6 separate regions of the Homo sapiens genome follow, and regions 1, 2, 3, 5 and 6 are each linked to region 4. The links are chromatin loops, found by intact Hi-C in ENCODE. Cell type or tissue: IMR-90. All regions are shown on one strand.

Region 1 (5,000 bases), 65 kb before region 4:
CTCTCCAAAAAAAAAAAAAGAAGAAAATTAGCGGGGAGTGGTGGTGCACACCTGTAGTCCCAGCTACCTGGGAGGCTGAGGTGGGAGGATCCACTGAGCCTGAGAGTTGGAGGCTGCAGTGAGCCCTGACCACACCACTGCACTCCAGCCTGGGAAACAGAATGAAATGTGGTCTCAAAAAATAAAAATAAAAAAGGAATATATACTACAGTCCATATTGAATTTATTGTCAGAAGTGCCCCTGAGAGATGTCATCATCTGATACAGAAGAAGTTGAGAGTGACTTACTGGGGCTTTTAGCATTTACAGGTGACTCTTCAACATGGGTTTGAACTTCATGAGTCCACTTATAAGCAGATTTCCTTCTGTCTCTGCCACCCCTGAGACAGCAAGACCAACCCCTCCTCTTCCTCTCCCTCCTCAGCCTACTCAATGTGAAGATGACAAGAACGAAGACTTTTATGATGACCCACTTCCACTTAATGAATAGTAAATATATTGTCTCTTCTTCATGATTTTTTAAAAACATTTTCTCATCTGTAGCTTACCTTATTGTGAGAATCTAGTATATAATACAGATAACATACAAAATATATGTTAATCAACTGTTTATGTTATTGGTAAAGCTTCCAGTCAACAGTGGGCTATTAGTAGTTATGTTATACTTGGATTTTCCACTGTGTGCGGGTTGGTGCCCCGAACTCCTGAGTTGTTCAAGGGTTGGCTGTACTATACAGAGAGAGTAGAAAAATGATCACCTTTTAAGAAATGCTTTAGCTTAAGGATAAGCAACATAATCAATCGTGCCATGAGCTATGGGCTGCCAGAAAGTAATGCGTTATATTTAGAAGGCTTTCTCCTCAGTACTCAAATAGAAGAGATTTCCAAATTATAAATCAGGATTCTGGAAGCAGAGAGCGCGATGGCTGGGCCAAGCCTCAGATAGAATTCCTTGCTACCATCATTTTCATCAGAACAGACCAGCATCCAGACACCTCCTCTGAAAATAAAGAGTGGCCTGAAGTTTATCCTATATTACCTTAGAAACACAATCTACAGACAATATGGATTATCTATACCTTCTTAATAGGTATAATTTAGCTACATTCTTTTAACCACTGTATGCAAGTGTTGGGCAAGTAATCAGCTGAGAAGCCCTAAGCCCTCTGGAAGCAAGACTTTTTGACTGTCCCTATATTTACTTGTAAGAGGCCCAAAGCCAGGTATGAAGGAGATTCAATTACAGAAAAATTTAAATCAATGGCCACAATAAAAACAGCTTTGATTTTTGGTCCCAGATAGGCCATTTGAAGTATTACCTGATGGGGAAAACCTAAAATGCTTGTACAACATAGAGGGTAAAAAAGAGTTCTTAAAAAACTTGTCTTTGAGGGTGGGAGTGGGGGTGAAAGATAATAGACTACACATTGGGTACAGTGTACACTGCTCAGGTGACAGGTGCACCAGGATCTCAGAAATCACCACTAAAGAACTTATCCTTGTAACCAAAAACCACCTGTTCCCCCAAAACTATCGAAATTTTTTAAAAGAGTTGTCTTTGCTAACAGTCCTGGGGAAGCAATTTTTTATTAAAATATTGACATTCCTCCCAATGCTTCATTTGTCTAGATAAATGTAGCCCATGGCACAAAAATACGTTCTTAGGCTGGGCACAGTGGCTCATGCCTGTAATCCCAGCACTTTGGGAGGCCAAGGCAGACGGATCACTTGAGGTCAAGAGTTCGAGACCAGCCTGGCCAAAATGGTGGAACTCCATTTCTACTAAAAATATAAAAAATTAACTAGGCGTGGTGGTGGGCGCCTGTAGTCCCAGCTACTCAGGAAGCTGAGGCAACAGAATTGCTTGAACCTGGGGGCGGAGGTTGCAGTGAGCCAAGATCGTGCCACTGCACTGGGCAAAAGAACAAGAGTCTGTCTCAAAACAAACAAACAACACCAAAAGTACATTCTTAATAAAGTAGAAATGCACGGTGATTATGCTTTACTTATCATGCTGGCATTTTTCTAGCAATTTTTATTTTTCTATCATTCCCAACATTTTTAATTTTCCATGTATCTGGGATAGAATGTGGAATTAAAATAAAAATTAAAACAAATCTCTGTCTAAGAGCTTTCTTGAAGTATGACAAAGGTTTAGGGACAAGCCGTTTGTAATTCGCTGATGGCAGGAAAACTAATTCACTACTGGAGAATTCTGACATCTAAAATCTACATACTGATATGCTGGAGGGGAATGAGAGAGAATGTCTATGATTTTAATTTACTTAACCTATTTAGAAAAAAAAAAGTCATTTGAGTCATCCTGGCTCACTTTCTTTAGCATTAGTCAGATTGCATTTCCTTAAGCCTGCGAGTGTGTTTCTATGTAAATAAACTATGTAGTTCACTTGGGGATAAAAGTCACAGTATTTAGAGATTATAAAGACCTATTAGATCATCCGGTCTGGCCCACAAGAGATAATCCCTAGATAGGGAACATAACTGTTGATCTTTGCCAAGAAGCCAAGAAGAAACAGTTGGTAAAAATATTTTCCATACTTTTTTTTTTTTCATTTTAACTTATCTAATAGTGCTTCAGTCACTTCCCAAGTGGACTAGTAAAATGATCATGAAACAGTTCAGCTTATCAGGGAGATGCAAAGTTTAACTTATCTGAATTGACAATGGTCCACCCTCCTCCATTTGTTAAAGAAATGCTCTTGTTTGCAAAATGTGAACAGTGAAGAATCTGCTCTTTGAACTAGCCAGGCAGTTTCCTTTCAGTTAAGAAAGTCAAAAGGCAAGTTGTACCTCACTGGTTTTCTTAACCTACTTTCACTAATTTCAGAGAAATTAGATATTAAAACAGGAATCTGTACAGAGTAGAAAATGAATGATACATTTACAATTTACTGCTTTACAAACCAAAGTATTTTCCATCTTTATTTTCTATATTACATAAAATATGAAATATTATTGAAACTTGAAGTATACAGAAGTTTGGCATTAGGGTAAAAGTCAAAGTGACTCGGCAATATGAACCTTAAGAAATAAGAATTTGCTTAAGAATTTCCAGAGTCAGTATGATAGTTGTATCATGAGAGATTATATTCCATTAGAAATGCTGTTAAAAAAACATAATGTGGCCCTTGACTTCTTAAAGTCTACATCCTAAAGGCCGGGTACGGTGGCTCACGCCTGTAATCCCAGCACTGTGGGAGGCCAAGGCAAGCAGATCACCTGAGGTCAGGAGTTCGAGACCAGCTGGGCCAACACGGCAAAAACCCATCTCTACTAAAAATACAAAAATTAGCTGGGCGTGGTGGCAGGTGCCTGTAATCCCAGCTACTTGGGAGACTGAGGCGGGAGAATTGCTTGAACCCGGGAGGTGGAGGTTGCAGTGAGCTGAGATTGCACCATTGCACTCCAGCCTGGGCTACAAGAGGAACACTCCGTCGCAAAATAAATAAATAAATAGTAAAGACACCTATTCTGGTCACTGTGTCATTTATTCCCTAGTTCTTAAATCCTGCTTTGATCACCCTACGTGTTTTCCCTACTGAGATTATATTCAGAAAATTGTCAATATTCCTGAAGAGGTGAAAGTCACACACACGTACAGAAATAGGAAAAACTAACGAATAGTAGGGGATGAGCTGGTAACGTTAAATTAAAAGTTAGAAAAACTGGATCTAAACATTTAAAGCAGAATTATTTCTTATCAGCTAAACACAAATCAACCTAACCCAGGAAGGAAATTTTCTATTTTTATTCAGTTAGAATTTCCAGAGTCGGTATGATAGTTGTATCATGAGAGATTATATTCCATTAGAAATGCTGTTAAAAAAAATAGTGTGGCCCTTGACTTCTTAAAGTCTACATCCTAAGTCAAGAGCTTATATTTATTTAAGCCTATAACAAATTTGAGGATTTCAGAACTCAGTGAGACTCTCCATGTGCACTGAGCATGCACTGTGAGCTAAGCCCTTTGCCAGGTTTTGCAAGAAATCATAAAGGCAGTATTAGATATGGTCTCTGCCCTTCCAGAGCTTACAGTATGAGAGGGAAGATAAATATCTACTCCTCCGACCCTCATCTCCCACACATGATGAAAAGTGAGTGACTAACTTCTGCTATCTCATTTACATTGACCTCAGATGGTGAATCAGAGTCTAGACAAGAAAATCACACATGTACATGGGGAAACTGAGGAAAGTTTAATGAAAGGATAATTTGTAAAGATTGGACAGAGTTAAGAGGGACCAAGAAGAGATGGTGAAGTGTCCCAGGACTAACAATAGCAGGAAGTCCTTACACCCAAAGGCCTGAAAGAGCAAGAAGAGGGAGTAGTTATCAGAGGCCAGAGAGAGAGCTGAAACTGCAAGAGATGGCCTCTCTCAGGAAGGAATAAAGCTAGGTCCTCTCTGTAGCCTACAGGAAGTGAGTCAGGGGCATTTAGTACCCTAACCTCTGTCTTCAGTACCCTAACCTCTCTCTTCACTTTCTCTCTAATCTCTCCCTGTTGACTTACTTGGGCCAAACACACTCAGAAGCCGGTGGGCAAAAGAGACTGTTGAGGCAATGCATGAAGGTGCGCCTCTGAGAGCGTAGAGCTAGATAGAAAACGGTAGAGAAAAGATCTGGCAAGGCAGGCAATGGCCAACAGAGCTGGATGAATTTAGAGCCACCCAAGCTTACAGGATAAATATATGCTATATCCAGAAGTAAACATTTGGATAGATCGGTTAAGAGTAATGCTTTATTTGCAACAGAACATTTTGGCACTTTCCCATTAGATAAGATCAGTCAATGTTAACATAAGCTTCCAACTTAAGCCACAGAACATAAATGGTGAACTCTAGTTTAACCAATATTCTGCCAAGTGAGGTCTATAATTTGTACTTTTATGTGTCAACTAATTATACAAGATAAATTTGGTTTTATAACACTGACCTTGAAGCATACAGGATTCAGAATAACTTATAAATCTTAGGAGATGT
Region 2 (5,000 bases), 100 kb before region 4:
AAGCACGACTCGCAGCTCCCAAGAGCCTAACCCGTGGATTTAAACGGTAAACATCACAAGTTAGGGTCTCAGGGACTGAGAGGAGCGCAACAATGTTTTCTTTCTTGAGACAAAGCAAAGCAAAACAAGAATGACAGGCAATTTCTGTTCGAGGTTCATAACTAAGATGCAACAAACAGGTGGTATGGTATTTCTTCTCTAAGCTCCTTTCCTTCACAAAATTGAGATTCCGTTTAAGCCTAATACATATATACACACATACGCAGTATCTGGGGGCGCATATACAATCACGCACATACACATACGATCACGAGTACATCAGAGAAAACTCTTTCAAGATTTGGGCAAAATAGTTCACTAAAACGGAAAATAATATGCACAGACTCAGAAATGCCCAAGTTTTTAAAACCATAGTCTACAATAAGGATTTAGTGTCTTTTCAAAGCTTTAATTTACGACTAGCACAAATGACTGAAGAGAAAATAGGAGGCATCTCTTTCCCCCAGGGCAAGTATGCCGCATGCAAAAATCATAGAAATCGGGTTTTCAAAGGAGAAGACCAAGAAGTAGGATTCGGAGGCTATAGAAGTGTAAAGACGAATAGCGTTCTGAACTCACCCATTCGAAGCGGAGCGGGGCCCGCACAGCCTCCTGTGGCACCATCCCGAGCAAGGGGGGAAAATGAGAGCTCTCAGTGCGCTAGGCTGGGCGAGGTGTTTCAATAGAGGACGGAGAACGGGGGCGGGGAGGGGAGGCGGGGGCAGGAAGCGATACACCAAATCTCGAGACTGTAACTCTGTAGCTTATGCTTTGACGAGAGAAAAAAGGGCAGTTGGGTGGGAGTGGAGGGAGGGGCTGGAACTGATCAAATTTGGAAAATATTCACTTAAAAATTAAAAAAAGGCGGGGGGGGGGGGGGAGTATGAAACCTCCCCAGAGCTGCTTTTTGAAAAATTTCTTCCTTCTTTCTTTAGCGTGCACTTTGCCAGTCCTGCAAACGGAGGCTTCGTCTGCATCAGCTGCTTGGCTGAAGTCAAGGCCAAATCACCAAGAGCGAGCACCAGGCTGTCATTTGGTAGACACGAAGTGGGAAGGGCTGGGTGCGGGCTGGGGAGAGACATTCCCCCCGCACCTCCCGCTGCGGATTCTTTGAAGCCTTTGGCCAATATTTCAGAGGAATCCGAAGCATAATTCCCCTCCATCTTCGCAGACAGCCCCTGGTTCTGTACCTGATAGATTGTCGCTTTCCTCATCAGACTGGAAGTGGGGCTTTCCTGTGCCGCCACCAAAAATGAAAGGAAAAGGAGGGGAGGCAGATGGGAAGATGACCCTTTTACAAATGTTTCTTCTCCTTTTTCTTTCTGTTTTTCATTTCATTTCTTTCTTCTTCTTGTTCTTCTTTTATTCCAGGCCTGAGCAAGGTAGATGGCTGGCTAGTCAAAGAGAATGACAAAGCAGCCACAGCCAGGAGGACACTGGAGAGGCCTCAACGCACTTAGTAAAAATGCTAAATATTTTTTTAGATATTTCCATATGCAACTAAAAACAGTTAGAGCTCTAGACTCTCCCCCTCCCCTCCTTTAAAAATGGAATCATACTAGCAACACAGCTAAATTATGTCTCTTCTCCCTCTGTACAGTGTCTGTTTAGCAGCCCCCCCACCCCCACCTTCAAGACAACTTTTTTCTCACCTCTGTGGGTTCTTCTCAGGCACAATCCTCCGTTGAGCTCAGAGGCTCTCCTTTTTCTCTCCCTTCCCTTTTCCTTTTCCTCTCAGAAAAGCTAGTCTGTCATCATCACACCTAGCTTCTCTCTCGCTCGCTCAACCTCTCTCCTTTTCTCTTTTACCATTAAAATATAATAATAATAATGGCCCTTTCGACATAGCAGCATGAAGTGGCTGCCTTTGAGAAGCACATTTAATCTTTACTGGCTCCCCTAGGCTTCAGTGAAGAAGGAGAAGGCAAGGAAAAAAAAAGGAGAGAGAGAAAAAAAGATTGTAAGGGAGGCTGCTGACGGACAGCAGGCATCAGGCACAAATCAGCGACAAGTTGAATTTTCCTAGACCACACTGCCCCCTTTCTTCTCGGCTTGCTCCCTGGGCTCCTGGAAAGCCTGAGTGTCTGGTTACAGGAGGCAACGGGTCTCTTTTTGCCAACCATGGTGCAGATTCCTCGCATGCCTGCTTAAATCTCTGGCAGAATAAGAAATCAATATCCCCCTCTAATCACCTTTAGCTCTTCGATGGCTTCCCCCCTTTTCTGAGAATCCACTTGGCTCTCCTCGCCGCTCCCCCGCCCTGCCGGGCTCCTACATACAAAGCTTGCAGCCCTGTCATTTCTCACTTCCTTCCATATCTTGGAGACAAGCCTCTCTTCTAATATCCTCTCGCGCTTGCTCCCTCTCCTGTTGTAGTGTGTCTCATCCCTGACTTGCAGTGCTGGATGCACTAAGGCATCTCCCTGACTACTAATGAGGCCAAAAATACATCAGCAGGTCAGGGGGAAGGCCAGACACTGCATTATACAAATACAAAAAATTTCTCAGCCCGCAAGACCTAGAGATCAGGTATCACATTTTCGAAAAGGAAAAACAGGGAGGGAAAGAAGTGAGGAAGGGAGACCACAGTGCAGTTCTCTGCCTAACTGTTTCACATCCTAGGGGAATTTCAAGCACACATGCATGTATGAGTGCAGGTGATGGATTTTGTGAATCTTGGTGGCCTTTCTTTATGGACGGAAAGTCAACAATGCCCAAATATTTCTTTGCAATCAGCATTTAGCGGGATAAAAGAGCAATGATTCGGATCTACATTTAAGATATGTAGACTCTCTGTTCAGGCATGTGATGACTACAGAGCTAAAATTCCCTTTCCTTCCAGTGGCTGGGGTTTGCTCGTTGACTGTATTTGCCATATGTATTAATTTACCATCTATGTGCCCTTGGATTTTGAAATGAACTCATCAGTCACTGAAGCTCATCCTGACCCTTTGCTTTCACTGCAGGCATTTTCCTTATTCCTGAAGCATGTTTTTCCTCTTCAAATGTCTGACAGACACATATACACTTCATCGATCAGCCTCAAGTTCCCCAATAATGACAAGTAATATTTCAGATGACAAAAAAAAAGAGGCACAAGAAAAAAGGAAGACATCCTAAGTTGATTGGGGGAGCATCTCCTCTCATTTCTGTTGGCACTCATTTTTAAAGCTCTGCTCTGCTGTGATCCTTTAAGGCATGGATCTGCCGAAAATTAGGGTCTCTACCTATCTATGTACACAGTGGGTATGTTACCGTTCTAACCCAATTTTCCTGCCTAGAATCATGCAGACAACCGGCAGCGTGGTATTAAATATAATGTCAGATTCTGTAAATAGCAAGGAAAGGGAGAAAGGTATCTGAGGATGCAGGTTTCCTCCAAGTCAATATTTTTAAAAGATAGTTTCTTTGTGCTCAACTCAGACATAATTGTGCTTTGTCTCTGACTGTGAGACCTGCAGAAGCATACCTAGATGCCAAGGAAAAGGAGAAAATGCACAAATAAGAAGAAGATACAGACAGAGGAAGAAGGGAGAGGAGAGAAGTAGAGAGGAAAGGCGAGGAGCGCATAACAGCTAAAGGCAAAATGAGAGTGTTGGATTTTTGTAATACTTTTTTTTTCTTTTTGTCGTTATTGGGAAGGAGAAAGAGGTGGTTGCCAGGAGTTGGTGACTAGGTTAGAATCTTTTTCAGATTTGGCTAACGGGGTGTTTTCACTAGACTGATGGAGAAAAAAGAAACACGCTAGAATAATCATGAAGGGTGGAGCTGTTAAAAAAAAAAGTCTTTGACTCACTGGGTGCCTCCCTGTACACCAAAATGAATCATTCCTAACCAGAATCATCAATTGTCTTAGTGTACTTCTATATGAAGGCCAGATTATGGGAATCATGTCATTGCACCCATCTTCAAAACGAAGGGTAAATAGAGGACGAGATTTCCCGAGACTCTTTTAAACCTCTCTATATTTGCAACAATAGTTCAGCATGATTTTCACATAATAAGCTAATTTGCTCTTGCTTGTATTCACTCTGCTTACAAAGATATACAAATATATAGCTTATGAAAGTTTTGCTATGAACACATCATTTTCTCTATACAACTCAGCGATGTCTTTGGAGGATACTTATTTCAAGCAGTTAACACCTGACCCCAATTTCTGTGGGTAATTAGTGAGCTAGATAACCACACAAAGTGGGTAATTATTTAGTACCCAAGGGTACGCTAGAAGTGGGTAGTGGCTTTGTTAACAAAAGCACATCTCTAATTGTTGTATCTATGATGGGTGTTTTAAAAATACCAGTTACTATATCAAGTGAACCATGATAAATAAGTGAACTAGTTTGCTGTCCTTAGCATATACATATGTATCTTCTATCGTGGGTAATAATATTTACCTCTCTTGTATGGAGTGTTGTGAAGATTAATTAGTTAACATCTGTAAGACTCTCAGAAGATGAAATATTGCTAGAGGCCTTCTAAATACTGTATTATTATTGTTATTATTACCTTGGCTAAAAATCCCAGAATGGGAGAAATGGAGAAGGTAAATGTTATTGTCTGGTCTATGTCTAAGTTTGCAAATATGCTGAGATCACAAACATAATGAGTTTGATTATGGGGAGTAGTTTCCTACCTGACAGAGTCTAACCCACACTGTAATAGAAAAGAAAGGCAGAAGGTATTTCATTGACAGCTGGCTCTGGTTGGATCTGAGGAACTGAACTGGGATAGAAGTGGAGAGGAAAGGGAGGAGCAGGAAGAAGGAGTCACTGATGGGCTGGGAGGAAGCCGAAATCTGCTGGACCACACCCTCCTTCCAAAGTCTTTCTATCCTTCTCTCTCACAAGCAGCAAATAAGCACAAAAACCCCCAAAGAAGATATCTATGCAAGTCCTGGGACAAATTCAGCATAATGACAATCTATCTGCCAGTTACATAGCATTGATTCTGGAGGAGAA
Region 3 (5,000 bases), 610 kb before region 4:
ATTTCTCCCCCTTTCAGTTTTTCTTCTGATAAGGCCCATACTGATGAATGCTCATGTCCTCCCCAGTATTGGAGCCCTCTGATGCCTCCCTTATTGTCCAGGGCATGATTTGCCTTGGCCTGGCATTCTCCCCCTTTTTATTTTTTATCACCTGTCTCCATGTACCTTGTGTTTCTGCAGAGTGGTTCTGAGATATAGGGAAAGCCCCTTTGAAAATCCAATGAAAACTATAGAATATGCACAATATCCTGAAGTTAATAATTGCTTTTTTCATTTGTTTGCTTAGGTTGTTTTGTACCATTTGCCAATGCTTTCTGCCTTTCAGTCGCCACTCAGGATAACTTTCCACAGGTCAACATGTCCAGGGATTTATCAAGTCCAGTTTTTCTCTTGGAGATACTCCTTCTAACAACGTGGATTCTCCTTTCGGGACAGATTGTTCTCTAGTCCTGCTGTGTGCCTGTTACCCAGGGACTTTCACTGCCTCCTTGGAATTCTCTTTGCCTTTCTCCCAGTTTAGATTCCTTGTTTCCTGGATCTTGTGTGTTGCTTTTTCTTGGTTTACTCCCTTGTTTGGGTGGAGTGCATCCTTCAGTAGCCTTGTCAGGTGAATATGATGACGCAGTGGCCAAGGACACTGTGATGACAGCTCTCAGGTGTTTGTCTCTTGAATTTTGCTGCTCTGGTTTGTATTGGTTGCCCTGTATACCTGGGGCACAACTGCCTTTTAGGACGTTGCACCATCATCATCTTCAGGATTTCCTTTACCTCCATCTCCTGTTGGAACTCCTGTTTTCTGTGTCCCAGTTTTTCTCTTTTTAGTTTAATCCCATGTTTCAGTAGAGCACGTTTTCTGGAAAATGCCTGAGAAAATGTATGTGGGAGGCCTGTGTGAGGTCTTGCTTGTCTTAAAGTGTTTTAATTCTGTCTTCAGACTTAATTGATAGTTGGGCTGGGTTTGGCGTGCTAGATTGTAAGTAATTTTCCTTCAGAGTTTTGAAGGTTTTGTTCCACTGCCTTCAAGCAGCTTTTCGGAAATCCAAAAGCCATTTTGATTCTGATTTTTTTTTTTTTGTATGTAACCTGTTTTTAATCCTCTAGAAGCTTGTAGAATCTTCCCTTTGGCACCAGTGTTTTAAAATTTCACAATGATGTGCTTTGCTCTGAGACCCTTTCCATCCAACATAGCGGACACTTGCATGCTTTTTGATATGGAAGTTTATATATTTTAGTTCAAGGAATTTTTCTTGAAGTTTTTATTAATGATATTTCCCTCTCTGTTTTCTCTTATTTCCTGGAACTCTTGTCATTCATATATTGTCTCCTGATCTGGTCTTCTTCCTTATTTTTTTGTTTAATCTTTTATAGTTTTGAAAATTCCCTTCCCCCACCCCCCCAATTTTCTAGGAGATTTACTCAACTTTATATTTCAACTCTTTGCTGAGTTTTTCATCTTTGTTGTCATGGTTTTAACTTTAAGAGCTTCTCCATTTTTACCACTGTCCCTTTTTATGGTATCCTGTTTTCTTTTTTTCTTGGATAAATAATATATTCTTTCTTTCTGAACGTATTAAGGATATTTGTTTTTGAAGTTTTCTTCTTGCAAAGCCTCTATTTCCTCCAAATGGCCTTTTTGGGGGTTAGGGCTCTGTTTGGCTTTCTGCCTTTCATGTCAAAGCCTTTTCTCAGATAGTTCTTGGTTGCTGCTTGTATTTAAGGCTGGGGACTAAAGTGCTGGTAAGTAATTCTGAGCACATGGGTGGGCTTGTCAACTTCGAGGTTCATGGCTGGGAACCATGGGGGAACTCTGAATCTTGGTTACTTCAGGGTTAGTCTCTGAAGCTGGTCATTTTCCCCAGAGAAGATTATTAGATCTCCTGCCTAGACAATAATTACCTTATTGCTAGGATCCTCGGAGAAGAGGACTGGGACTTCCATATGTAGGTTTAATCCCCCTTTTATCAGTAGGATATACTTGCTGTCAACTACGCCTATCTAAACAACTCTCTGTTTTTACTTTCTCCAAATAACAACCCTCCATTCTTCTATTGGGGTGACGTATGGGTTGGTTGCCTCGTGGGACTGATAGGAGGGGATATAAGGAATGTAGCTGCGTCTTAAACATCATTCAGTCAGTTCCCTTATTTTAACTCCTTCTTCACTTCCAGTTAGATGCCAGTTTCTGAACTTTTGGAGGACTGTGTGTTGTTGATCTGATTGGTTCTGAGCTTTCTCCTGTGACGGCTTAGGGTAGGACGCAGCCTTCGCTGGCCTCTTTAGTCACATACCGCTATCTGTCTTCTTTCCAGCTCCCAAATCTCATTATCCATGTCCTCGTGGATTTAGGTCTTTGAAAACAATCTCTTGACTGTGGCTTTAGTGGGATCCTGTGGGGAAGCAACATTAGATGTCTGTATCTACTCTGCTCTCTATCCGGAACTCGCATTTGTCTTCAGGTTCCCATTGTAATTTCTAAAGCACCGTAATCTCCTAGCATATTGATTGGTTGCTGTTATTGGCCAGCTCCCTCAATATTAAAAAGTAAATTTTAAAAATCTTTTATTTTAGCAAACGTCACTGCTGCCTCCACTCCCACCCAACTTGGGCGATGTGACCGATTTGAGTTCGAATGCCACCAACCGAAGACGTGTATTCCCAACTGGAAGCGCTGTGACGGCCACCAAGATTGCCAGGATGGCCGGGACGAGGCCAATTGCCGTGAGTAGTCAGAGAGCCCTTCACCCCCTGGGCACGTTTCTGCAGAGAGCACAGTTCTGGTGCTTCTGCTTCATTTCTGGATCAGCACACGCCTGTGTGTGAGTCTGTGTACTTGCGTAACCATGCTCTTACTGCATTCTCCACAAGCGCTTTGCCACGTGCACCCATACCATTGCGTTAGTCACCTTCTTTTTAATAAGTTGACTGCGTTTTAAATACCAGGAGCGTGTCCAATAAAAATACTTTCTGAATGACTAAGATAAATATTTTAAATAGGTTTCATAAGCATGTTTAACTCTTTAAAAACGCCCTTGGGGAAAGCCACAACTCTTCTGTATGTACATTCATTCTTCTGGAAGTATTTAGTGAGCACTTACTGGGCGTAGAAGCTGTGTTATTAGAGGGTTTGCCTCTAGCACCCCATTAAGAAAATTCATTCTCAGTCCTTAGGGTAATTATGGTTGGTGAGATAGTGTGCCGAGCCACATGGGGAATAATCACAGGGCCATCTGAGCCCAGTGTGAGGTGATGCATGCATTCTCTACGGGTTTGGAGTTGGTGGGTCCTGGTGTTTGGTCCTCTGATGAACCCAGGGAGGATCTTTGCAGTGAGTGATGGAGGGAGACACTGGCTTCTGCAAGCGTTTATCCTCATGTGACCAGTCAGCGCTTTTCAGTCCCTGGCTGCACGCTAATGCCGCCGTTGGCTGGTCTGTCCTACTGTAGCAGACTTGGGAGGGCATGGCTGGACGGTGCTTATGCAGCCCCCCACCGGCCTGCCTCTCTGACGGTTGGGTGCTGCTCTGGCTCGGGGATCCCTGCTTTGCGGGCCTCCCCTCCATCCAGTCTCCTGCTGGCTGCAGACAGCAGACGTCCTAGCCAGTCACACTCCCTTCCTTGCCAGGATAAGGGCTTCGTCCGTGCTTGCCTGATTCCTGTCCTGGTGAATGTAGAAGACGCCCCTCTCACTCTCTGCTGAGAGCCTCCCTGCCGCCAAGCCCTAACCCTAAGCAGCAAACGCCTCAGTTCCTCCACTTTGATCCCTGTTCTGGTCCCATTTTTTTTTTAATCTTAAAATAATGACTTCCTCAACCAATGAAAAACTGAGCCTCACTTGGAATCCTACCAAGTCTTACCATTTAGAGATGGAATAGAATCTGAGGTGGAGGTTAGTCATCTCTTAATTCCTCTAATTCAGTATTTACAAAATTTATGGGACTTAGCAGGATCATGTGGAAGTGCTTATAAGAGATGTGAATTTGGTGATCTCACCTCAGACCACTGAATCAAGAGCAATGGTGGAGGAGATGCTCGGGAACCCAAGCCTTTTCAGAGGTGCCCTGTCTGATTCTTAGCATCAGACAAGATTGGCAAATACTGCTCTGTCCTAAATAGTTCACCCAGTAAGGCTCAGGGGGAAAGGGAAGAGGGAGTCGGCCGTCCCTTCTCTGTCTGTAGCGTTGTTCTCCACAGGGTGCCCGACTGGGCTCTCCCTGGAGAGGCTTGGTTAAGAGGAAGGAGTGTGGATCCAGTAACATCTTCAGTTTGGTTGGACAAATTTTTGTTGATCATGCACAGCGTGGCAGGCATTGATCAGGTTTCTGGCAATACAAATTCTTTGTGTTTTTTTTCTGGCAGGCATTGATCAGGTTTCTGGCAATACAAATTCTTTGTGTGTTTGTTTGTTTTTTTTTTTTTTCTTTTGAGATGTCATCTCGCTCTGTTGCCCAGGCTGGAGTGCAGGGGCGGGTGGGATCTCAGCTCACTGCAGCTTCCGCCTTTCGAGCTCAAGTGATTCTCTTGCCTCAGCCTCCCGAGTAGCTGGGACGACAGGCATGCGGCACCATGCCTGGCTAATTTTATGTTTTCAGTACAGACAGGTTTTGCCATGTTGGCCAGGCTGGTCTCGAACTCCTGACCTCAAGTGATCTGCCCACCTTGGCCTCCCAAAGTGCTGGGATTACAGGCCTGAGCCACCACGCCCGGTGACTGGCAATACAGATTCTAGTGGGAGGGACATCAAGTCAGCAGCTATCCTACAGTGTGGTGTAGGCAGTAGCAGAAGTTATCCAAGGAACTGGCATAGTTTGCAGGTGGGCTAGCTTCCTGGAGAGGTGGGGACAGGCCAGGAGAGGCAGCCCCATTGATGGTGCCTGGACAACGGTGGGACAAGGTGGCAGATGATGGGCATTCTAGACACAAGGGACAGCATGTATATTCCAAGGCTCAGAGGCATAAGAAAACAGACCTGTAGAGTGGCTGTGGGTGGGACAAAGGTGAGTG
Region 4 (5,000 bases):
TTATTAACCTAAAGGTTGAACCAGACTGAGAGTAACTGAATGATTTGCTCATAATTAGTATTATTTATAATTATTTTACTTGGGAAAAAATATCACCTTAAATGTCAGGATGTTTTTTAATTGCTTCAGATGAGATTCAAAATAATTGACTTCGCAAATTTATTTTTAAAAACTCATTTAAAAACATCTGAAGCTGTTGACAGTCTGTCTAGAAGAGGCAAGATATTGATATTCATTACTAGGAACAGGGCAGAAATTGATCCATCATTTTTTTAACCACATGAATTGTGCATTGTGGTCACTTCTGGACTCTGAAATAGCTGCAATGCTGATAGAGTGATGCGTTTGTTCCTCTCCCCCATTAAATCTGCTATCTAAGCGAAGATGCTGTGTGTGTGGATGTAGGTATTATGTTTCTTGCTCAAATACATATTTACATATATTTTTATTAAAAGGGGAATAGGCACATGGGCGAAAAAAGGATGTATATATGTATTTAGTATTTTTAGAAAAATACAAATAGTCTATGTACACATTGCGCATCCATTCATGTGACTTACATAGGATACTAACTTTTTGATGGTGAGTAGGTATATGACAAATTTAGCATCTTTATAAATATTTGATTTATCAGTTGATTGGTGGAAATGAAAAAAAGTAAGGGACTATATTAACAGCTGGGGAAAGACAGCTTTTCAAATAATTTTAATTGTGCAATACGGGTAAATCACTAGTAAGAAACATGCAGCAGAATAATGACTATAAAACCTTATAATTATACAGCACTTGGATAGTCAGGAACTGTTGGTGTGTGCAGTATAATCACATGTGCTCCTTACATCTATATTTGGATGCACGAAGGAAGGATGGTAACAGTTTCATTTGACAGATGAGCAAGAGAAGTCAAGTGATTTTCCCACCATCTACATTGCCTTCCCCATACACCACATGGCCTCTGGAACCCGAGCGAAGGGTGAGTGCATCTATAGGCATCAAAGCCAACTTCAGTCTTCGCAGGCAGAATCAACCAGCCAGATCCAGTGTGCAGAACCCAATTTTCATCCAAGACATTTCAAGGAACTAAGTAACAAATGACCCAGACCAAAAACAAACAAACAAACAAAAAAAAAAGCAAACACATTTCAGGCAGTGAATATAGTGATGGGATGATTAACTGATTAACAGAGTCTCTTATTTGCTTCTTCCAAGCATATTTAGTCTGATCATGTGCCTGAGACATGGTGTGACATTTGCTCTGGCAGCAGTGTCCAGGACACAGACAAATCACTCATCAGTCAGGTAGCCAGGCAGACACCATCAATCATTATCTGCATGTTTGAGAAATACAAAACTGTAGCTGAGGTCGGGGAAAAGAACATTTGATGGTGGCTAAAAGGTAAGTATACAAAGATTCCTATTTATCTCCCAAAGAGGTTACTCTAACATGTGCTGTGGAAATAGAGTCATAAATTCTAAATTTTCTCACAGATAGGAGGTTAAGGCTAATATATCTATATAACGTATATGTTATATATTATCTGATTCTTCATATATATATATATATATATATATATATATATATATATATATATCTCCACAGCTCAGTAGGCAAACCCGCTGTTGAGGATAGGAAGAATATATTAACTGATTAATTATTATTAATGCCATCTTTTATTTAACTAGCAATTGTAATCTATTAAGAGCATTCATTCACACTATCTGACTTATTCAACCCTCAGAAAAACCCTGTAGGGCTCATAAGTAATATATTATTATCTTCCTTTTATAGACAAAGGAAAAGGAAACTCAGATATTTCCTTTCTTAAGCTAATCTCACCAGCAAGTGGCAAAGCCTGGACTAGAACACGGAATTTCTGACTCCTATTCCATTACCTAGAGCGACTGTGGAAGAGCCGAAGGAAGAAAGGGAAAGTGTGAAACATGAGTTCCGAGCAGAGAGGACCTGAAAACACACTCAGACCAGAATTCCTTCTAGTTTGGGTTAAAGTCCGGAGTGGGTGTGGCTATACGACACACAACCAGAATGATTAGATTGACTTTCTGGCACACCTACTCACTTTGAATTTTCTTGTGCAACTGAGCCTTTTGTGTCAATCTCCCATCCTCTCCTGCCTTGTGAAGTTTCTGGGGTGGCCGAGTTGGAACCAACTTCAAACCCTCTTATGTCTCTGATTCACTTTCCAAACCCTCCCTCTCCCACTCCGTGGTCAGCCTTTTGTATCACACCCTGCAAACATTTTTTTCTTTTGCGCTCCTTTGGGACTCCTCCCTCTTCTCTCCCTCCATCTCCCAACTCCTCTGCACTGCCTTTCCCCTTTAATCTCTGCTGACCACCTTTTGTGAATGCTCCATCCGCTCCTCCCCCCGTCACGACTGTCCTCTTGCGGGTACCTACCTGTGTGCTCTGCAGCCACACGCACCTCCTGGTTGCCCCTCAGATGTCTTGGTTCTGTCTGTCTGATGTCGCCAGCCTCCACCCGGGGCCTGTGAGCTGTGCATGTCTTCAAGCTCTTTGTTACTATTCCTCCTTAATTTATAATGCTAGGCAAATAACAACACACAATAAAAGATGATATCAGCTGTGTTTCTCGCCTGCAGCCTCCAGAAGTGTTATCTTAGACCCCATCATTGCAACAAAGAAATCTCTCAGTTGAGTGAGTGAAAACCAGTTACAGGACAGGAGGAGAAAACTTCTGCGCTTCCAAAATTCCGCAGCCCCAGCTGCCCTCCGGCGGCTCCCCCTTGTGGGAGATGTGGGGCATAGCAAGGCAGTGCCCAGTTGGGACGGTGCCTGGGTGGGAGGAGGGCGAGAGAAGAGTGCTCGCACTCAGGGATGTGCCCCAGAGGGCGTGGGGTCCGGTTCCGGCCACGAAGAACAGCCTCTGTGTGAGTTGCAGGACTGAGGTCCTCTGCAATTTCTCAGGGAAATACTTCCGGGAGACGCAGTCCTCAGTGCCTGGAGGTCTCTGGGTCCAGGTGAGTGTGGTGTGAGTAATAAGCCTGCATGGCTTACGCGCTGCATGGGAAGTCCTGTATCACAATCACAACGTATCATAAAGTCGGAGGTTCACACAGGGCTGTTCCGAGAGGTAAGGCGTGGTCTCCAGTCTCTGAGTAAAAGACTTGATGGTCCAGTCTCCTGGATTCTCTTGCCACCGTGGACACTTGGCCTTTCGGTCCCTCTAGAGCTCTGGACACATACTGCTCCCCACCTTAGTGAAAACAGACTGTATGTCCAAATAGTATCTTTCTCCAGAGGAACACGGTCTCATTTATACTAACCCACCCTGGCAGATATCACTGTCATCCTCCTCCTCCTCCTCCTCATTTGAGTGTCATACAGCTTCTTTTGCTTACGGTTATTATTGTTTTGTTTTTTAATCTTTATTACTGTAGTGTCTATGTTGCTTATGGAGAAACAGCTCATGAAGTAGCTGTGGTTTTTAACAAATGGAGCTTTATTATTTTATTCCAAGTTCAATCTTCACGTATGGTTCAGTATAGAGCTGCCACCAACATCAGAAAGGTAGTGGAGTTTAATAGAGTCCAGTGGAAATTGGTCTGAGATTTGTTTTGCTGAAATTAAGGACTCCCTTGCCAGGACTGCTGGAAGAGTCAATGAGACAATATGACGTGGCAAAACAAGCTCTAGGCTTCAACAGATCTAGACTCGATACCTATCTCTGCTACTTATTTTATGCTCAATTAACTACTCTCACCTCAGTTTCTTTGTCCATAAAATGGAGTTAACTTAGTTTCACAAGCAAGATCTCACAACTGGTATGATGGCAGAATGAAATAATACGTCACAAACCACATGCTCACCTACAGTTCAGTGGCAGAGCACGGTTGTCATTCTGGAAAGTTTCTTTGTTTGGATTCCAGTAACTGTGCTGATAAATAGAGAGCATCCCACTAGGCCTATTGGTTGTTTCCTCCACGTTTGACATCATGACCAGTTTTCTCCTGCAGACTCGGTCTGGGTCTCTCTGTCTGTGTCACACCCAGCATACTGTTCTCACAGAGGGGGAGCCAATCAATACTCCTTAATGGTGTGGCTCAATGCCCTGTACTGAGGATGATCAGTGAGTGTCACTCCCACTTTTCTCCAGAGACAGGACATAGTCTAGACATACGGTGCAGGAGGAGGTCAGGAACCCTGGGTTCTGATCTTAGCTCCACTTACTAGTGCATTGGAAATGATACTTGAAGTTGCACGAGTCTCTGATTCTGCTGCAGCTACTTTATGAGCTCTTTCTCCATAACTAACATTGGTATTACAGGAATAAAGACAAAAGACAGCAATAACTTTAAGCAAAAGAAGTTGTGTGCCACTTAAATGATGACGATGATGATGAGGAGGAGGATGACAAAGCAGAAGAAAGTATGTCAATGATGATATTGCTATGAACCATAAACTCACTAAATATTTCTCAGACCTATGTTGGGCCTAGGGCTGAATATGAAAGGGTTAAACTGCCCTGAAGATAATTAAGCCCTGTTACAAACTCAAGTTAAAAAAAAACAAACAAAAACAAAAAACAAAACAAAACAAAAAAACAGCCATAAGGATTTAGAGAAATCAAGAAAAGCAGCAAAAACATTCCCTTTCACGCAAACAGATCTAAAACTGAGAACCTTTAGTGACAAGCCCGCTGTGAAAGATGGGATCAAAATCCAGAATTACTTCTACAGGAGTAAGTATCAGAGGGTCTGGAGCATACGTGTCCCCATCAGGGACACGGGGTCATGAGTGGAGAAACAGGAAAATGAGTGGTGAGGGAAGGAGAGTCTTGTTCCCCTTTGGATTGGCAGAGCATTCCATTCTGCTCTGCACCCGACACCAGGAAAAATGCAGGACCCAGACAATAGGACAACAAAGATGAAGCAACCGTGTCATGAGGAACTTGAAGAACTGGAAATATTTAGGCAGATAAAGATGCAACTCTGTAATTGCTGTCTTTGAATATTTAAAGGAC
Region 5 (5,000 bases), 160 kb before region 4:
ATGCAATTTCATTTGTGTAGTTTTAAAATGTAGGAGGCACAAGTGACTAAGATATAGGATCCAAAGCTGAGGGCAGTGCAGTTCCTCTCCTCAAAGAGCTCACGGTCTAATACAAGAGACAGATTATTATCGCTATTGCACAGAGAGATTTGCCCACTCTCTCTAACACAATTGCGCTTTACTGGTTGCTAAGAGTGCAGTGGGAACACGGAGTAGGTGTTCTGAATGGCATTTTAGGGCAGCCCAGAAAGGCTGCATGAAAAGTTGGTATTTAAACCGGGCCACGAAGAATAAATAGAATTTTGACAGATAGAGGAAAAAGAGTGAGACTTTCAAGCTGTCAGCTGATGTTTCTAAGAGAAACCTCTGGCCAAGGGACACTAAGAGGTAATACTGGACAAACTCAGTAAGGAACTGATAAAAAGGTCTTCAGAAGGTGATAGGAAGAGGCTGGCAATCAACAAGTGAGAGGGCTTACAAATATCAGCCTTAACCACCACCCTATTGTGCTTCCACCAGGTACAGTCCCATCTCTCCTTCCATGAATTCCTTTCTCTAGAGGAAACTGACGGTTCTCAGGAGAAGTCCTAATTCCCCCAACCCCACCAACCTTTGCTTCCTCTGAGATTACTATCGTTATTTTACATAACAAAAATGACAACAGTATAAGTTACTCTGCCTTACCTAACAAACAATGATAAGAATAATAATAGCTATCATTATTTAGCATTTATTATATGTTAGGCATTTGTGCTTAGCATTTTACATATAAAATGTCGTTCAATCTTTGCAACAGCCCTTTGAGCTATGTACTTTTATTAACACACTGTATTTCACTGCTGAGGAAATTTAGGCTTGGAAACTTTAAGTAATGTGCCCATCGTCACTCAGCTAGTAGAGTTGAAACTCAAGTTTCTCTAGTAATCTCAAAGCCCAAGTTTTTAATCTCTACATCATCTGGTCTCTCTAGGAATTTCATTCTCCCATAACAATAATATCATAGTTTTATATAGTGCTCTGCAAATGCATACAAAGTTTATTCCTTTTTATTTGTTCATTTAACGGCAATAGCCTTGTGTTGTTATTTTAATGTTTCATTTTTAAAAATTAACTTATTTTTAATTGACGAAATTTGTATTTGTTTGTTGCTCTCTCCTTGAGAATGGAGGCATTTAGTAAATATAAATTAAAGGGAAGAAAGGAAAAGGGAGAAAGTTTGGAAAAGAGGAGGAAGGAAGAGGAAGGGAGGAAGGGAGAGAAAGAAAAGGGAAGAAAGGAAAAAAGAAAGAAAGTATAGAGGAGAAAAAATAATATCTTGCTTTATCCATCACAAGGTTGATGGCTGATACCTTTATAACCAAAGACAGATTAACAACAGAGAAGCATAACAAACGTATGTAATTCATGTTTTATGTGACACAAGTCTTCAAAAATGAAGACCCAAAGACCCAGGAGAAACTGTATTTTTATGCTTAGGTTTGATGATGAATGTAGAGGCATGATTGGACAAAAAGGGGGTATGACTTAAAGATAACCTGGAGGGCACTTAGTAAGGCCTGATTCTTCAGATTCTTCTTAGTCTGTCTGTGGAACATTCCTTCTCTCTGGATGTAGGGCAGGACACCTGTCACATGAGGGTCTTCAAGAGAGGTCAGAAAGACCTTTCTGCTTCTGTGGTTTTCTCTGTTTCCTTCAGCTTAAAATACTCAGCATGCCAAGGTGCCATACTTGGGGGGTAGAATTTCCTGCACTCTGTCAAAAAAAGAAGGAAAAAAAGGAAGGAAGGAAGAGAGGAAGGAAAGAAAGAGGAAAGAAGGAGGGAAAGATGGGAAGAAGGAGGGGAGGAGGCAAAAGAGAGAGAGGAAGGACAATTTTCTGATAAATAAATCGAAGATCAGAGAGCTGAAGCAACTGGACTGGAGTTGTGACAAGTCAATTACAATATCAGGATCAGAATCCAGCTTATGGATTCCTGATGTGACCATCTTTTCACTGGATTGTTGACTTTGGTGATAAAGGTCCAGTATTTTTTTTTTATATATATACACACAGGTGAAGAGAGATTTTTAAAGTTCAGTTTTTATCTTTGGTCATCAGAAACAGTAGCATCGTGAGGTAAAAGAGTTAGCTTTAGGACAAAAATGAATTCTCTGCAGGAAAAATGGTGTCTGACCTTACAAATTAAAGTCACATGACTTAGGGCCTATTATTACACAGCAACAGTCACATACCAAGCATTACACAAACAGATGGAGGGGGTGAAAGACGACTTAATGAGAAATGCATGAGAGGAATGTGAGACATGCATGAAGAAGGAGCATTAAATACCTAGGATAACAGCTATGGCTAAGCTACTCTGAGTTGGGATAAAATAGGATAGGCTAATAAAGGAGTCAAGAATGAAGAATTCATTCTGCATGCCAAGGGGAAGAAACTTTGTGATTGAACCATTACTCTGGGACCTTCTCAAAGAATATTCCTTATCCTATCTCAATACTTATCCCCTCCCTGGAATTCTTTGACTGTGAAATCCTTTTATAACCAAGTTTATAATGATCAAAAGGATATTATGACATCAATTTTAAGGAAAAAAATCACCTATGCATGATGGGAAGGTGAAGTAGAAGTTGCATTAATATTAAGTTGGAAAAATAGGAAGGTGGGCAGAAAAGGAATCACTCTATGGGGAAAAATTAAGCAATTGGCTGAGGAGATGTGAATCTGCCTGGATCATCTAATCTCACCAAGCCTCAATCCAATAGCAGTTCTAATACTGTCACCTCCACACAGTGTCCACAGCCTAACAAAATTTTTCTTGGATGTGAAACCACTATATTCTTTACTGAGGTCTTCACCCTGAAAATTGACTTCACTCTGAAATATTAGTAAGATAAATGTTATGAATGGAAAAATTCCCTGAGCTCATTCTATTCGCTATACATTCTTTCTTTTCTTCTTTTCTTTTCTTTTCTTTTTTTGAGATGGAGTCTCGCTCTGTCACCCAGGCTGGAGTGCAGTGGCATGATCTCAGCTCACTGTAATCTCTGCCTCCCAGGTTCAAGCGATTCTCCTGCCTCAGCCTCCCAAGTAGCTGGGACTACAGGCGCATGCCACAATGCCCTGCTAAGTTTTTGTATTTTTAGTAGATACAAAAATATCTACTATATTTTCACCATGTTGGCCAGGATTGTCTCGATCTCATGACCTTGTGATCTGCCTCCCTCCGCCTCCCATAGGGCTGGGATTACAATCGTGAGCAACTGCGCCCGGCCACTATTCTCTATACATTCTTCTTATTTAGGTCCACTTCACTATTGTCTGTTTCAGATTGTAAAATTGCTGAGTAGAACAGTAATGTAATATACTCTCTATGAACTATTCCCAGCTAGGAAGCATCAATCTTTAGACAGTTCATAAAGAGGATGAAGAGGAAGATGACAATGACAATAACCAGGAGAGTGGACATGGGATTCCATAAGGGATGGGAAGAATGGCTGGAATTTTGCTACCTTGTGTATTAATAATTTAAGGCAGCATGGTATAGAGAAAAAAGCCTGGTCTTTTGAGTGTGAGATAGATATGGCTTCTCATCTTATTTCTCTTCATCATGTGGCCACAGTATAGGGTTTACTCCATGGATTTACAAGGTCAAGATACACTTCTAACAGATAGGAACTATATCCATGCCTCAATATTTAAACTATGGATAGATTTATAAACTTCACCTTGGAAAGTCTCAGAAGTATTCTCCAAGCAAGCTAAAAAAAAAAAAAAAAAAAAAAAGCAAATGGCAGCTGACTTAATGGAAAAATATAACAAAACAATAACCTGGAGACAATATCTAGGAGGGAACAATTCTGGGACAGCATTTCTTTTTTCCCCACCTGACTTCAGAGAGGTAGCAAGTATTCACTGGGAGGCATCACTTTAAGCCAGGTACAAAAACAGGCTCCAACTACAAAAAGTGCGTTTTCCTAACAAAAGTATTCCAAGCAACCTCCCTGTACACGGCACATTTTCTGAAAATCAATCAAGCCCTCTCATTCAGCTGAAGTCCAATCGCATTGTCTGTCCCTTCCTCCAGAAGCCGATTTCTGCCAGGTAGAAAATTAAGTTTCCTTTACTCTTCTTTCAGACACAATGCTTCAGCATCGCAGAACTGTTGTTCTGTGTGGGAAACCGACTTCCTGTCTCAATAAACAAGCGCACACAGGCTTTTCTGGACACATAATGGAGCCTTTTTTATTTTATACAAAAATCATTCCACACTTAACACATCAATGAAGCCACTTAAGCTCTACTGCATCTGAATTAAAGAGGAATTGTGTGATCAAAGGGTGTGAAAAGAACCACACAGGGTGTTCTTCAGATCCTCTACTTTTGTTACATTTGATACATAACAAACCCAATAAATATGCTTATCCCAGGAGCTAGTTTCATTATCTCATACCCTTAAGCCTGGCGAAAGTATGTCTGTACTGCCCTTCGTTCCACAGTGTCCATTTTATACTGACAGTTTTGGTGAAAAAGTGAAAATTATTTGGCATGTGGGTGAGATTGGGGGAATGAAGTGGCTTTCCCTTTAGGTTTTGTTTGTTTCTGTTTCACTAACTATAAATGCATATTTATATGTTTATGTGTGTGTATAAATATATATCTACATGTATCTATCTATATACACACCCAAAAGAACTATATATAAAAATATGTAATATATATATTACAGATATAAAAGCATGTACATTTCTCAAGTTAATATTACACATAAAATGATAACACGGGAAATTTCTTTTTCTTACCAAATATTTGAATATAAAGCAAAAAAGACATGATGAAAATTCTCCAGTGCCTAGAATTGAATAGGTGAATAGGACATACTATAATCCTTTTATACCTTTTCATGCTATGAACATAGCTTCTGTGAAGGTTACTAGGTATTTAACATTAGCTGTATTTTTTTAGTATCATGCATTGTAGGAGATTTGGAAAATTCCTAGAGA
Region 6 (5,000 bases), 740 kb before region 4:
GCATACCTAGCATTTAAGCCATGCAAAGGGATGGTTTGGGAAAACCTTGTTCTCCTTGGACCTCAGGAGGCTGTCTTTGACTTCCTCAGTTTCGTCATATAGTTCAGGGGAGTGCCTGGCTCCTTCTGTCCTCACAGTTGAAGGACAGGATATTTGTTTTATGCTATATTGTAGAATTTTAAAAACGCTTCTTTGTATTTCACTGCTAGTGAAGCAGAGAAATGAATCAGACTGCCTTATTTGTCCTCCTTGTACTGCGTTTTGGGAGGAGGCTGTGTAGGAGTTGTGAGGACTGCAAGCTGTGGGAGTCTAGGACATCCTGATTTTTGGGTTTGACCAATTTGAAAGAGGTGTAGAGAGGGTACCTGTGACCCATTCTATTCAGTGGCCCCACCTCCTGCATAAGCCTCAACAACTATACAGATTTCGGTGGTTTTATTGGAAACTTCTCATCATTGGCTTAGACTTGCAACCCTAATTCCCCCAGAAGTGCTCTGTGTGAGCTAACAGGTAAGAAATGATTAAAGAGCCTACAGGGTGCCTGGCACCTAGCAGACCTCAGTGCCTACTTCATCCGCAAGTGAACGCATGAGTAATCAGTCCCTTCATCCAAGCCATTGACTTCCTCCCCTCTATTTATAACAACCCAGAACTTGAGGACTGGGTGGTAGCAGGTCCTTCCCCTCACTCTGAATAATAGGAGGTGAATCATTTCACCTCTCCGGGTTGCCAGGGCACGCAGGGGGCTGAGGGACAACACTTGTGGGGTGATATGGACTTGTTCGATGAAGATGCCGAGGCGAGTCAAGGTGTGGGTGGCATCCACTGTTGTGAGCTGGCGGTGGATGCTAGCCTTGGGCCTGCGGCTGTTTCTCCAGCTGGGGACAGGGAGGCCTGTGCGGATGCTGTGGCTCTGCAGATGCCGCTGACAGCACTTTGAAGGATTGGTTTGGCCAGAGACCCAGTCCACAGCCTGCCTCCTGTATGACTCATTCTAGCTGCATATTTTGGTAGCATGAGGGCTTGAGATGAGATAAAAGGAGCACTTCTTAAGAGTGGAAGCTCCTAGGTTCTTGATTAGCACTTGAGAAATATAATGTTCTCTGCAGGTCCTAGAGGCCTTAAAAAAATTTGAGTATATTTCACATTACATAAAATTAGCCATTTTAAAGTGAACAGTTCAGTGAACTTAATATCGCCGCAATGTTGTGCTACCATGATTTCCAAAACATTTCCATCGCTCTGAAATAAAACCCCTTACCCATTAAGCAGTGATTCCCTCCTCTCCAATCTCCCAGCCCCTCGTAACCACTAATCAGCTTTCTCTCCCTATGGATTTACCTATTCGGGACATTTCATATAAATGGTGTCATGCAATCATGCAATATGTGACCTTTTGTATCTGGCTTCTTTCACTTAGCATATTGTTTGTGAGGTTCAGCCACATTGTAGCATATATCATCAGTATATCCTAGAGTTTTAATGACCATCCCAAATCCCCAAAGACAAGCCCCCCCGCCAAAAATGGTACATCTTTCTAGCTACCGTCATTTAGTTCCAACTCCTGCCAGGAGGCAGGGGAATCAACTAGATTCATTGTTTCCCAAAGAAGCTGCATTAGAAATACCTGGGGTTGGGGTGTGTCTCCTTTTTTTTTTTTTGAGACGGAGTCTCGCTCTGTCGCCCAGGCTGGAGTGCAGTGGCATGATCTTGGCTTACTGCAACCTCTGCCTCCCAGATTCAAGCAATTCTCCTGCCTCAGCTTCCCGAGTAGCTGGGACTACAGGCACGTGCCACCGTGCCTGGCTAATTTTTTGTATTTTTAGTAGAGACGGTTTTTCACTGTGTTAGCCAGGTTGGTCTCCATCTCCTGACCTCGTGATCTGCCTGCCTTGGCCTCCCAAAGTGCTGGGATTACAGGCATGAACCACCACGCCCGGCTGGGTGTGTCTTTTAAAAAAGACTGATTCCTGGGCTCCAGGCAGAGGGCGACAGAGCCGGTAGGCGTGGAGTGGGGCCTCTTAGGTGATTCTGACCTTCAGTGGGGCATGGGACCCCCCTAGGCCAGGTGATCTTTGGGGGGTGGGGTGGGAGGAGTTATCTTGACTCTTAACGACCTGCCAATGAGCCAGATGCTGTTTGTTGTTTATGATGCAGTTTCTGTGTTCAGAGGTTTCTGTGGCATGTAATTTTTCTCTGTTTGCCTTCTGAGGGGAGGCACTCGGCCCCTCCCTGCTGCCTTAACAGCTCCAATTAATTGTGTCTCATTTATCAAGCTCCAGCTATGCCCTGTGAGCTAGACAGGGGAGAGGGAAGGTTGTTCACACCCCGGGGTTGTGGTTATAGCTGATTGCACGTCAAGGTTATGTTCCTGGGAAAACCACCCTCCCACCCACTCCCAGGCCAGTGTCTTCTGGGTGTGGGACCTGTGTGGGGGATTGGCGATGGAAAAAGGCTTGGGGAGGAGGAAAGGGGAGATCAGGGGGAGATCCTTGGGGATGGATGGAAAAGGAACCAAACAAACCGGAAGCCACTGATTAAGTAAAGGGATCTAGGGACCTGTGGGTTGTTCTTGATTGCTGGGGTCTGCCCTGGGCTGCTGGTGTCTTGGCCACATGCCATGGAGAGCTAGCAGGAAAAGCCTGCTTTGTTGACTTCTTTTCTTTCCCCTGGGGGTGAGGATGGGGGCAAGGTGGAGACAGAGGAGACAGGTGAGGCCAGAGGGTAGAATGCATGTCTTGATAATAAAATTTACTTCCTGTCAGCCTGCCTGCTGGCTCCCCTGTCCTGCGCGCATCCATTCCTGATTCCTGCAACTAGGTCTGCTGTGGGGGGATGGGCACCCGGGCTGCCTTGGGGATCAGCTGTGACTCACCAGGGAGTTATTCTTATGACCAGGATGTGCCTGACATCTCGCCAAGCAAAGGAGCTGAGCTGTTCCTGCGAGTGCCTGGTGGCCCTCGTACAAGTCATTTCTTGCCAGGGATTTTATCCCCCTACTGGGCTGCCCCTTTTCAGTCTGCTCTTATGAGTAAAAGGGACATCTAATAAAAAAAGCTTTCCTTAAAAAAAAGAAGAGAAAGAAACAAAGTAACAAACAAACAGGTGTTTTACCAGGCTTGCCTTCTAGAGGTTTTCTTTTTTTCTTTTTTTTTTTTTTTTTGAGGTGGAGTCTCGCTCTGTTGCCCAGGCTGGACTGCAGTGGTACAATCTTGGCTCACTGCAAGCTCCGCCTCCCGGGTTCACGCCATTCTCCTGCCTCAGCCTGCCGAGTAGCTGGGACTACAGGCACCCGCCACCACGCCCGGCTAATTTTTTGTATTTTTAGTAGAGACCGGGTTTCACCGTGTTAGCCAGGATGGGAGTTTTTCTTTGTAGAAAAGCCCTTGGATGTTTTGAGGCTTGCCCTTGGTGCTCTTCTCACCTTTCACCTGCCTTGGGATTGGTGAGGAGGTCTCCTGTCCTCTGAGTAGATCGATTTCAGCAAGTTATCTTCAGACCTTTTGCCCACTCTGATCACTGAAAGCTTTGCAACCTACTCAAAGCATTATCTGAGTGTTACCTGCCAGAGGGAGCATTTTGATGTCATCTTTGAGGATGCCCAAGTTGAATATTTGAGGACTTTTTATCCCAGATCCCAGGGGAACATGGGTGATTTTTTTTTTCTAGGTTCCTAGTCCTTTATTGTATTGACATTTGCATAGTTTTCTATCCCCACTCTGGTTCAAGAGTGCAGATGTTTTGGGAGGGGAGGAAACTTTTAGCTGGGATTCCCAGGGCACATGTGTTGTGAGTTTCTGATCTCCAGATGGATCCAGGGGATTGGGCTGGAGAGGAGGAAAAGGGAAGGCTTCAGCGACCGGAGGAGATTCCTTTAGCTGCTTTCTCTTTGTAGCATTCTGGATTAAATAATTTATTTACTTCTATTTCTTATTTGCACTTCTCTGTTAGTGCTTGCCTGGACTTCTCTATCTGGGAATGAGGAGAGACATTTTGGAAGGACACATATTCCTAGGTCCTTTTCTTTAAAGTAAGGTCGCCTTTCAAATGTTTTTCAAAAAGAGTTTGATCCTGGATCAAATTAAATGCAGGTATTTAAAACTCCAAGTAACGTCGTTAAGGATTAGCTGCTTTGTCCTTCTGCCAGCCAAATATGTGGCACAGGTGTTTCTCTTTTCCCTGATGACATCTGAGAGCACCTCAAGGAGTGGGTGGGGAAAGTTCGAGTGTGCTGGGGGGAGGAAGCGAGAGAAGGAGAAAGGAGCTGTGGGTTTTCTGCCGCAGAGCCTTGATGAGAAGACAGCTCGGAGGGCAGGTTGGCCCAGGCTTGAACTGTCATCAGTCTAGGCTTACTCGTGGGTGGGGTGGACTGTGCGGGCTGGAGTCCCAGAAGCTTGATTTCCTTCCACGTGTGCCTCAGACAGCTGAGGTTGAGGAGGCTGGTGGAATAGGCTTCTCTCAGACATCGCTCAGCAAGAGAGGCAGCCTGTGATCCTGGTTTCATGGCATTGTCCTGCTTCTGAGTGTTGGACCACCTCTCAGAATTTTTTTTTTGAGACTGAGTCTTGCTCTGTCGCCCAGATTGGAGTGTGGTAGCTCAACCTTGGCTCACTGCAACCTCTGCCTCCTGAGCTCAAGCGATTCTTCTGCCTCAGCCTCCCGAGTAGCTGGGACTACAGGTGCATGCCACCATGCCTGGCTACTTTTTGTATTTTTAGTAGAGATGGGGTTTCACCGTATTGGCCAGGCGGGTCTTGAACTCCTGACCTCAGGTGATCTGCCCGCCTTGGCCTCCCAAAGTGCTGGGATTACAGTCGTGGGCCACCGAGCCTGACCAGCTCTCAGAATTTTTGTTATTCCTGTCATGACTTTGCTTTCCACAGAGTGGGTGGAATGTATGGTTCAGGTGTTCAAATGCCAGTCCTCAGACAGGTGTCCATCAGCCAACAGTGAAATAAGAAAATAAAAGTAATGTAGTTTTCCATACAGTGAAACAATGG

The links. A loop is a pair of places that touch in the nucleus more often than their neighbours do. Peaks named below come from ENCODE experiments on the same cell type or tissue, not always from the same donor. Only the 100,000 strongest peaks of a DNase experiment are listed, where the experiment ranks them.
Region 1: it touches region 4 in a loop (6-fold over the local background); 7 of 110 quality-filtered maps call a loop at or near these places.
Region 2: a loop joins it to region 4, with 4 times the contacts of the local background. A loop is called at or near these places in 75 of 110 quality-filtered maps.
Region 3: a loop joins it to region 4, with 5 times the contacts of the local background. A loop is called at or near these places in 2 of 110 quality-filtered maps.
Region 5: it touches region 4 in a loop (3-fold over the local background); 54 of 110 quality-filtered maps call a loop at or near these places.
Region 6: a loop joins it to region 4, with 4 times the contacts of the local background. A loop is called at or near these places in 2 of 110 quality-filtered maps.

The regions. Positions count from the first base shown.
Region 1 is chr11:122,134,889-122,139,888 of GRCh38, forward strand. The region is part of intron 4 of MIR100HG (mir-100-let-7a-2-mir-125b-1 cluster host gene); the gene reads right to left. Among named protein-coding and RNA genes, the nearest start is that of MIRLET7A2, 9.2 kb to the right of the region's middle. In IMR-90, no CTCF peak of the experiment used is centred here; DNase peaks (open chromatin) are centred at 2,383 and 4,773; H3K27ac peaks cover 3,186 bases.
Region 2 is chr11:122,099,756-122,104,755 of GRCh38, forward strand. All of the region lies in intron 4 of MIR100HG (mir-100-let-7a-2-mir-125b-1 cluster host gene), which reads right to left. MIR125B1 (microRNA 125b-1) reads right to left here and starts at 89; the gene lies at 2-89. In IMR-90, a CTCF peak has its summit at 2,091; DNase peaks (open chromatin) are centred at 766, 1,026, 2,086, 2,436 and 1 weaker place; H3K4me3 peaks cover 3,481 bases; H3K27ac peaks cover 3,788 bases.
Region 3 is chr11:121,593,055-121,598,054 of GRCh38, forward strand. SORL1 (sortilin related receptor 1) reads left to right here. Exons shown (of 48, transcript NM_003105.6): 32 at 2,569-2,718. Among named protein-coding and RNA genes, the nearest start is that of SORL1-AS1, 140 kb to the left of the region's middle. RefSeq lists an enhancer at 2,201-3,400. In IMR-90, no CTCF peak of the experiment used is centred here; a DNase peak (open chromatin) is centred at 2,887; H3K27ac peaks cover 3,630 bases.
Region 4 is chr11:122,200,348-122,205,347 of GRCh38, forward strand. All of the region lies in intron 2 of MIR100HG (mir-100-let-7a-2-mir-125b-1 cluster host gene), which reads right to left. Among named protein-coding and RNA genes, the nearest start is that of MIR100, 51 kb to the left of the region's middle. RefSeq lists an enhancer at 2,833-3,042. In IMR-90, a CTCF peak has its summit at 2,756 (motif pointing left); DNase peaks (open chromatin) are centred at 2,224 and 2,734; H3K4me3 peaks cover 2,020 bases; H3K27ac peaks cover 3,462 bases.
Region 5 is chr11:122,036,492-122,041,491 of GRCh38, forward strand. It overlaps a transcript of MIR100HG not described here. Among named protein-coding and RNA genes, the nearest start is that of MIR125B1, 61 kb to the right of the region's middle. In IMR-90, no CTCF peak of the experiment used is centred here; a DNase peak (open chromatin) is centred at 2,270; H3K27ac peaks cover 2,082 bases.
Region 6 is chr11:121,463,885-121,468,884 of GRCh38, forward strand. All of the region lies in intron 1 of SORL1 (sortilin related receptor 1), which reads left to right. Among named protein-coding and RNA genes, the nearest start is that of SORL1-AS1, 13 kb to the left of the region's middle. RefSeq lists enhancers at 1,884-3,083, 2,647-2,716, 4,132-4,181, 4,562-4,611. In IMR-90, no CTCF peak of the experiment used is centred here; DNase peaks (open chromatin) are centred at 967 and 2,897; H3K27ac peaks cover 605 bases.